Linked DNA regions of Homo sapiens: region 1 is linked to region 2. A link is an interaction called in ENCODE POLR2A ChIA-PET data of the cell type or tissue named here. Cell type or tissue: OCI-LY7. All regions are shown on one strand.

What was found. Peaks named below come from ENCODE experiments on the same cell type or tissue, not always from the same donor. Only the 100,000 strongest peaks of a DNase experiment are listed, where the experiment ranks them.
Region 1: POLR2A ChIA-PET joins it to region 2 with 13 read pairs; 3 of 35 experiments call an interaction of 5 or more read pairs at or near these places.

Annotation. Positions count from the first base shown.
Region 1 is chr5:125,009,744-125,014,743 of GRCh38, reverse strand. No RefSeq gene overlaps it. Among named protein-coding and RNA genes, the nearest start is that of ZNF608, 270 kb to the right of the region's middle. RefSeq lists a silencer at 2,461-2,661. In OCI-LY7, no CTCF peak of the experiment used is centred here; a DNase peak (open chromatin) is centred at 2,623; H3K4me3 peaks cover 578 bases; H3K27ac peaks cover 460 bases.
Region 2 is chr5:125,199,884-125,204,883 of GRCh38, reverse strand. All of the region lies in intron 4 of LOC101927421 (a long non-coding RNA gene), which reads right to left. Among named protein-coding and RNA genes, the nearest start is that of LINC02240, 290 kb to the left of the region's middle. In OCI-LY7, no CTCF peak of the experiment used is centred here; a DNase peak (open chromatin) is centred at 4,423; H3K4me3 peaks cover 1,294 bases; H3K27ac peaks cover 757 bases.

The DNA.
Region 1 (5,000 bases), 190 kb after region 2:
TTGTCAACTGGCTAATGATAAATGCTAGAGAGGTGTGGATTTCCTTCTCTGTAGACTGAAACACTAGGTCAGCAATCTCTCTTCCAGCTCTGTCTTTTTCTCCATGCACCCTGGATGGACAGGTAACCTAATTTGCTTCTTACTTACAAGGAAAAATGCAACTGAGTGTCAAGCCTCTCTGTAAAAGCTGGTCTCTGGAGGTCACCCCATGGTGGTGCTTAAAAATGAATTAAAATTGTCTTATTATAGTAAGCAATGTTTCTTAACTCCTCATCTGGAAAACTGTTCCTTGCCCCAAATCTTTTCTCCTCAGCTTAACACTATTTCTTCTGATTCTGTTGTCAGAATACAGTTGGAATACCACTGCCAGCACGTTTGACATATGCTAGGTATTAGCCCTCACCTGCAGATGGCAAAGCTCTTTCCTCATTCAATATGTCACAGCTGCATAAGTAAAACATTGTTATCACTCCCTTATAAAGGCATAAATTGTAAGATAAATTTTTTAAATTGAAAATATTGACCTATACCACTCTGAAAATCTAGGATATAACTGTCAAATTTTTAGAGGCAGTTAATTTCTTACTGATGTATATAGCTGAAGAAATGACATGAAAAAATAGTTAAATAGGATTAGTATAAAATATCCAAAGTATCCATTGTTTGAAAGTTTTCTCAAATTTATGGGGCTGAAGTTCATATGCATTTTATTTGGTTTTGTTCTGCTTTATAGGAATGGATTCATCTATTTTTAGAAGAGTCAGAGATGCGAGGAGAAAACGAAGCACTTGCTATGCTTTTAAAAATATTTGGGTGTATATGTGCTCATAAAGTTGCAAAATAATCAACATAAAATTTGGTTTTTTAAAAATGAGCATCTTTTCTGCAAGTTTCTTTTAAAAAGCAAATAACTTAATATCAAATATTTTTCCCTTAATTTACAATTACTTGAATATCAATATAACTAATTAGAAGCACTTTTTTCTTATTAGAAATATAATTATTTATCACAAAATTGATGTCATTACCCATTTTAGACAAATCTATTCCAACATGGTCTTGTTGTGCTAAAAAGAAAATAAATTCCAGATTTTCTGTTTTCTCTGTCTTCATTTTTCGATGTATTTTTCCTTTCAAGAAATACAGAGCTTCTGTTTATGAGAGATGCCTCATCGTTTTTCAGTTTAATTGCTGTGCTCACTTTTTAAATTTATTTACACATCCAATGTTATGCACATATTTCAGATGTTAAAAACGTTCAGGCCCTTATCCTTTCATCGGTGTCCCTTTCATCAGTTTAAGTGAAAAGTAAAGAAAATGGACCCAAGAACAGAGTTCTGGGGCTGTTTCCACGCCCAGGAGTCATAACTTCCCATCCACAAAACCTCTCAGGAAAGCTTTATTGTACTAGCTTCAGCTCCTGGCTTCGTTTCTCCTCCATCAGACACAGGCTTCAGAGGTGCAGCAAATCTCAAAGCAGCTCTTACCAACCATCTCTCTGGTAATAGTCATAGCCATTGTTTTTAAAAGGCTGAAAGAAAGTAGATGGCTGCCACAAAATGTGCCCTATCTGGTACTCCCCAATCCACGTTATGAAAAGGCCACATGATAGACCCAGCAGCTAGTAGAAAGGGTTGTGAGTTTGTATTTGTATGAAGAAAAAGAAGGAAAGAGAAAAGAACACAAGGGTATATTTCAGACAGGCAAGTATGAGAAAGGACAGCTGGAAACAGCACTTGGCTTTGACATTTGGGTACTGCGCTTCAAAGATTAGGAGGCATGTCCTTGCCTTGGGCACTGTTAACGACCTTATTGGCTGTGAGTTAATATTTGACAAAAGGATTTGAGCCAATATTAGCTGGTTGTCCTGAACGGGAACTCTTCAGCCGCTTCCTGAATACTTAGGGCTAGTTGGGATCAGTCAGACAGGGTTTGCACAAGTTCTGACTGATCAAGTCTTAATCAAACCAGAAGAATGAGAGCAGACTGGTCAAAACAAAAAGAAAACCAGAAAAGGAAATATTTTCCAGTGTAAATAGAAATTTTACTTCTACAAATTGATCAAGAATATTTTCAGATGATATTCTTTGGTGTTTGATAGTATTTCATAAGTTACAACTAGATGACTGGTTTTATTTTTAAATACTTGCCATTGTTTGTTGTGAGACATACATTATTTGCATTGAATTTTGATTTTTTATGGCCCTAATTCAACTTCTATCTCTTCTTTAGCCAGTGATTTCTTAATTAATGGTTGCCAAAAAATGAAGAATCAAATCTGATATGGGCGTACCTGGTCCTGAAACTTTTGTTTTGCACCATTCAATCAGCTGACTAAATTGCCATTAAAAAAAAAATTCTAGTATGCTTCTAAGACACTATAAATAATCATGACAATATCTAATAAAAATAGATGTCATATCAGAAAACCACAGTGGAGTTTAAACTTAGTTTAGCAAAATCAACAACTTCCTCACAAGACTGATGAACTGCAGTTACGTGTTTTTAACAAAAGCATTTCTAGCAACCAGATAAGCAAGTGTCTTCTTGACATAGACGGATGATAGCGCATGTGCCAGAAGCCAGTGGAAAATAGGAGCTGTCATCTAGAAAATGACAGAGCCATTTCGAGTCCCCCTAGATTAGCACTCCATCTTCAGCTGAGCAGATATACTATTAGTTGAAGGTCTATTGCCAGCAAATCAGAAGCAAGAGGGCAGAGCCCTATCTTTCTGAGATGACTGGAATCATCAGAGGCTCAAAGGCAGAGAATGCACATGATGACATCCCATCTTTTTGTAAGAGTTGTGCCATAAGAAGCCAATCAAATAAAAGTTTGATCACATACATCATTAAAAAGTATTAATATTTTCACCATAGAGACTAAACAGTATTCAAAAACAGTGTAAACTAGAGTAAATGTTTTTCATACCCTGTGTCATTCAAAACTGTCTTGCAGATAGGTACCTGATTATAACATTACAGGCTTTGCTACTTAGCTTTATGTAAATAACTGAGCGTGAGGATATTCATCTTCTCAGCCTCATGTCACTAAATAAACATTGTTGGACTGACCAGCGTCTAGAGAGGTAACTCTGAAGTTAAAAGGAAGGTCCAAAGTGCACTAAATTTAGCAAAACAGGTTTTCAGTGCAGCTGGTTCTGTCTTCAGCAAAGGCTTTTCCAACTTGTCCTGGAGCCCTCTGGGGACCACCTCTTTGTGTCTGTACTTAATGGCTAAGGATAATATGTTTCTCCCAAGTGGTCCTCTAGCAAAGATGGAGCATTGCTATTCTGTTAATGGCTAGATACTGTGTGGCACACTACTTATAACGCTGGTCTAGTGCCTGCTAGGCAGAGTGCTGCCTCGTGGTCAGCTACTAGGACGTAGCTGATTTCCAAGGATCAACTCAGGCACCATCAAGGAGGTCAACTCAGAACCATGTGGTCATGAAGACGGCCTCCACATCTGAAAGTGAAAGTTTCCACTGGACACTAATGGGCATACCAACAGTTGTGCTGCAAAACAAAACAAAACAAAAAACTACCTTATACACATTTTGTCTTAATGGCCTGGGTTAGTAAAAATGAAAGAAATACGTTTAAGTGTTCAGAAGCTAAAAATAACAAAGAAGCCAATCTCCCAGGGAAGAAATGACTGCCTTCCACTTCTGGGTAGTTAACAAAGGCATTTTAATTCTAACTTGGAGTTACATGAGGTGATAGTCTGTGTATAATTTAGGACCCTCTGGAGCTACATGAGGTGCCAGTTGTGTATAATTTAGAACTCTCTGGAATCTCCTTACTCCTATCAGGCCAAGAAATGCTACACAGATATTTCTAATTAATATTATAAGCCAAATAAAATCCAATTACATTGATGAAGCAACTTTAGAAAGAAGTATTCTTCTGACTACGTATTTTGCCTGTAATGACATTATTTATCTACAATGTAATGGATAAACAAGAAAATCCCCATTTTTGCAGCATTATCATTTGATTTCAGGTCTGTCAGTTTATATCACACAAAAGCCTCCTTTCCCCCTCTCTCTCCCACGCTTTTCTTTTTGTCAATGACATTCCCTGCGATGAGCATTCCAAAAGAATAGCGTTTGCTTCTCTCGTCAGCTTGGTTTTGTCAGTTCTGAACACAGGGTCTTGCTTTGCCATTTTCAAGGTCTCTTTCAAACCCTGGATCACAGCTGGTGCTTCAATCACGAGTTCACACCATGAAGAAGCTGGCAGTTGATCCCCAACCAACTCTGCGGAAGATATATAATCTCTTTCATGGCACACAGTGGAATACGCCTTTCATTTCATCCCTGAGAAAGACTGCATCCTTCACAAGTCCTTCTTGACAAAAATATTAATAATGTCCCAGCCTCCTAAGGGACAGGAACATTTTGGGGTTTGAACTGAAGTGACCTTAGCTTGTCAAGATGATTTGACTTTAAGAAACGCAACAGTGAATCCTGTTTTCTATTGTGATTTTAAAATCTGCCATAGTAATAAATTTAAGGACATTTTAATTATGGTTATCATGACTAAATGTGCCGATATGAATGAGTGGAGGTTTTATAAAAGAAATATGCTCATATAATGGAATTAATATTCTTCCCCAATGTACAATGTGGAATTTGTTGTAAATCATTTTCAGAGAATCTGTTTAAGATAATATTCTCAATGCTTAAAAAGTGTTTTATTTATACATGGGGGATGAGAATGAAAGAAAAATATTTAGTGACCAGGTAGGAAGAAAAGCCTAGCAATGCTAGACAGATGTGATTTCAGGATTTATATTATTATCTGAAATCAACATTGAAAGTTAGTAGGCAAATCAGAAAACTGAATTGGAATACAATCATACATAATAAGAATTAAGGATCTGAAGTAAAATTCTCCTTCCTTTGCTGTTAACTATTTTTTTCACATTTTGTGGCTTTACTATAGTATTTGTTTAGCAATTAATGTTCTAAGTTGTAACGCATTCAAAGAAATTAA
Region 2 (5,000 bases):
AGTTTATAAGCTCAGACATTTTATTTTTTTAAGGTATTAAAATTATTGAACACCAGCTCCCCAAATATCAGCAACACAACCTGTTGAGAAGACGAAACTCATTGTATCACTCAATGTAGCAATGGAGAACACCACCTTACCTTTCATAACCCCTTGGGGATGGGAAGGCAAAGTCAAAATTTATTGAGCATTGAAAGTGTCACTGTTGGAGGTTGTCCATGTTCTTTGCATCTTGAACAAAGAATTGGACAAAAGACACAAACAAATCAAGGAAGGAATGAAGGATTTATTGAAAATGAAAGTATACTCCACAGTGTGGGAGCGGGCTGAGCATAAGGGCCCAAGGGCCCCAGTACAGAATTTGGGGGAGTTTAAGTAACCTCTAGAGGATTCCATGGTTACTTCCATATGCCCTATGTAAATGGAGAGGAAGAATTAAAGTTACAAAATTATTTACTTGGCCTATGCCCTTAGGAGAGGATATTTCCTGTCATAGCTAAAGTGTGAATTGGCCTTATGTTCCCTGCCTCCTGACCCTATTTTCCTGCTTCAAAAGTTTGGTGTGAAGTGGTTCTTCCAACACAAGGACTTGATTAGGATTGGGTAAGGATTGTAATATATCAGTTTAGGATTGGTGGAACGGAAGTGAGGCAAAGGATTCAAAGAATCTATGGAAACAACTCCCTGTTGATGTTTTCTGTTGAAGGGTTGATGGATATTCCAGGGAGTTCCAGTAATGAACAATCAAGTTATTTGCCTGGGCAAGACTCTCCTGGAATAGTAAAGTTATGCTAATGAAAATAACGAATACTGAATGTAGACATGTTGATGTAGACAGTAAGCTGTAGGAGAAGGAAGTAAGTAGTTTTGATTCTAAGGGTGGCATGTGTCTATGAATGACAATATAAACAGATGTCCAGCAGAGAGAAAATTCCTCCTTTTTCACACATCTAACAACTCTGGGAAATATTTAAACAAGTGAGTTTTACCTTTGCATGGCTACTTCCACATAACCAAATATAGAGAATCAAGTGTTTATAGAATAAATTGGTAAAATCAGGCAAAGTGTTTTTGAGAAAGCTCAAGAAATCTGGCCAGGCACAGTGGCTCATACCTGTAATCTCAGCACTTTGGGAGGCGGGTGGATCATGAGGTTAGGAGTTCGAGACCAGCCTGGCCAATATGGTGAAACCTCGTCTCTACTGAAAATACAAAAATTAGCCGGGCATGGTGGTGTGCGCCTGTACTCCCAGCTACTTGGGAGGCTGAGGCAGGAGAATCGCTTGAACCCGGGAGGTGGAGGTTGCAGTGAGCCATGATCATGCCACTGCACCCCAGCCTGGGTGACAGAGTAAGACTCCATCTCAAAAAAAAAAAAAAGAAAAAAAAGAAATCTACCCTTGAACCCAAATGATTCAGGTTAAATGCCCAAATTCTTGAAGTTGTGCTCATTTACCACATGTCAAATATTCAGTGAGTTCCTACTATATTCTAAGCAAGCAGTGTACTGTATGAATAATATATCAATGAACAAAACACAAAAAGAATCTGCCCTTCAGAAGTTTACATTCTAGTAATTTCTAAAAGGAAGCAATATAATAAGAAATCAGTAGAGGTGTGACTCAGAAGAAACAAGAAGGCACTATAATACTGCAAGTGAAGAGGTGCTAAAAAAAGACTCTTCTATGGAGGTTATGCTGGCTTGTTTCATAAAGATGGAGAAGAAGCCAGCACGAGAATCATGAGCACAGCAATTACCTGTGAGAGAGTGTTCTCAGCTTGGAAAAGCCAAGTCCAAATGTCTTACGGCAGGAAAGAGTTTAGTTTGTCCAGGAAACAAGGCCTCTGTGGCTAAAATGCAGTAAGTGATGATGGCATTGATACAAAGTGAGTTTCAAGAAGTTTTGGCAGGAATCAAGTAATATCAGGCCTTGTAAGCAAGGTCAGCTTCATCACACAGGGTTCTATGCATCTGCTTTAATCTGTGCTGTTGCTGTCTTGGGATTGTTAATCATGTTTGAACAAAGGATATCTCATTTTTATTTTGCACCAAAGCCTACAAATTATGTAGCTGGTCCTGCTGGTAAATCATAGCAAGGATTTCAATTCACACAGTTTATGAGGGTGAGTTTTTTTTTTTTTTTTTTTGCTTTTGTTTTTCTCCTCTCACATTCAAGAAACCTGTAAGTAATCAGGCCAGGGTTAGTGTGCTCTCTGTGGTACCAGAACCCCCAATTCCTTCAATCTTGTTCTGCAGTACAGGGCTTTCAATCCCAAGAACACCCTGGAGTATAAACTGACTGCTAGAGCTGCAGCCATTACAGTCTCTGTCCAGCTGTGCTCAAGAACACTGCCTAAATTACCATACCACTTCCACCTACATCCCATTGACCCATTCTAGAAAATAATCATGCCTAGCTGCAGGTGAGGCTGAGAAACAAAGTCTTAATTCCAGGAAGCCACGTGCCCAGCTAAAAACTGAGATTTCTTTTCCCATATGAAAAGGAGAAAGAGATGTTAAGGGACTATTACCAGGCCTGCTATATACTCTCACATATTCCTTTGACTGAAATAATCATTCATTTATATATTCATTCAACATTAATTCACCTAAAAATGTTATTGAGAGCCTATTTTATGTCAGGCTGTATACTAGGGACTGAGGAGAGGAAGATGATTAAGAGTTAGGTCTTACAGAATAACATAGGGGGAGGAAGAAAGATCACAGATAATTACAGTACGGTGTCACAAGTACTGGAATAGACTGTCCAAAGAGAAGAGGCCATGAATAACTAACAGGAGGTGCTGATAAAGCTACACAGAAGAGGTAAGGTGAAACGTGAATTTGGTTTTATAAGGATGCAAAGGATGCAGTAGGAGACAAAGAAGGGGAATATACTTCCAAGTTACACCTTCTACGGGAAATGTGATTCTGAAATAATATTTAGGATTTCTGCAGCTTTGTTATAGTTATTAGTCAGACTTGGTAAATAAAGCATGGCCCAGCTGATTGTTTGGTTAAATCATTTCATGATCAGTGTGGGTCCTCACACAACTATTTTGGCGACAGTCATCAGAGCTGTTGCTAAAGAGATGCTGAAATGAATGGATTGGCCATGTTGCAGCTCAGTTCACCAGCAGATATAGATTCAGAGGCAAAGAAATATACTAGCTGACAGCAGAATCAGGCTTTGCCTTTATAGACCATCCCTCTAGTCTCATACCCATCCAAATGACAAATCCCCCATCTGCTCTCAACCTGCCTCCTGAGCCAGTCATATTGCATCAGAGGCCCTATAAGCCAGCAGCTTCCCAAATTGCCCTGGCATTACAGGGGGATGTCTTGCTCTGTGACACCCCATCTAACTTTGGGAGAAAATTCCCATATTTAGTAATGCCTTGCCCATCTTTTCCCAGCAGTTTTGTTTTTTTTTTTTTTAAAGAGTGAGATCTTTAGGAATCATGTTGAGCTTTGAAAAACAAAAGAATTCCTCAACTTGAAAAATAGAGATAAATTCAGATTTTTCAGACTCCTAAGATTCAATCTTCGGAAGCCACAGCCATACCCCCACTGTGGGGATGGCGGTCACTGTCACAATGGTGAGCCTCCTGTTCAGCTATTTTGTCCTGAAACAAAAAAAAAGAGCTCTGTGATAAATCACATCTGCAAGATGTGTTTCATATGTCAAGCACACATAGCTTCTAAATCAAATGCTGATACATGACTTATTCCGTCAAAAGTAAGCAGAATGCTGTAATTTATAATCATCTTGAAGCACACTGCGGAGAAAATGAAAGCAGACCATTAAATTTTAATGCCTGTTCAGCTCTCTGAAAAAGAGTGTTTCTGGCCACTCTGGAAGCAGGGTAGTGTTTCTCACACCATTGTGCACAACCCCAAAAACAGTCTGTGTTTGCCAACATTTGTGGAAACTAATTGAAAAAATGATTTAGCTGTTAAAAGCAGCCATCAGTCAGGAAGTTCTCACGAGCACAGAGGTGCCTGAAGAGGAGCCAGTCCCGTCCAACGCCCCAGTCCCCCTTAGCTTTTTAACAATCGTCTGTTGTTGTGCAAGCCAGCTCCCCGCAGCAGGGCTGCGAGCGAATATTCATTGGGGTGTCATCTCTGCTTAGACTCTCGTCCTGCACACCTATTCATCTGGGTTAAGTGAACAGCAGCATCAGCTCAAATTAAGCTGGCTTGAAAACAGCCACTGTTAATAATTTCTGCTGTGATTCAACTTAGCTTTGGCTAACAGGTGAAGATGTTTCAAAACGGAGGCAATTACAGCTCTGAGAGTGCTTTCCCGCTGCCTGTGTAATCAGAGGAATGGAACACTAGCTCCTCGCGTGCGTGGGGAAGGGCCAGCACAGCCACCATTGGGCTGCATTCGTTATCTGCTAGATTGAACAAGCTGCCTGCCGGGGACAGATGCTTAGCGCAGTGATTAGAATATAAAGCAGTTGCAAAGGCTGAGGGGATTGGAGTCAGCATCCTTTATCTCAACTTACTACAGGCTTTTCTGGTCAGATAACAAGTCTTCCAAACCGTTCTTTATAGACGAGAAATCATATGTATATCAATGCATGAAGACTCATGCATATTCATTAGCCTGTACCCTGTGTGAATTTTCCATTTAGATGGAGAACTGTAAAAAAAAAAAAAAAAAAAAAAAAAAAGAAGGGGAGGTCTTCAATTCTATGTAAGTTTAGTTCCTTTTATAGCCAAATTTTTATGACAAGGAATAAATGGAGGGAGTAAGTGTTAAATATGTACAATAAAAATGCTTGCCAAATTTACTTCATTATTTTCTGAGATTGAAAAGCCCAATAGTTTTACAAATTTCCAAACAGCTTTCATATTTAAGTTTAAAAAAGAGGAAGATAAGTGAAAACTTTGTATAACCCTAGATTTTCACTTACTCTGTAAGGAAAGAAAACTGAAATTATGTGTGGGTTTTGTTACTTTTTAAATTACAGAGATAGCATATTTCCATCTA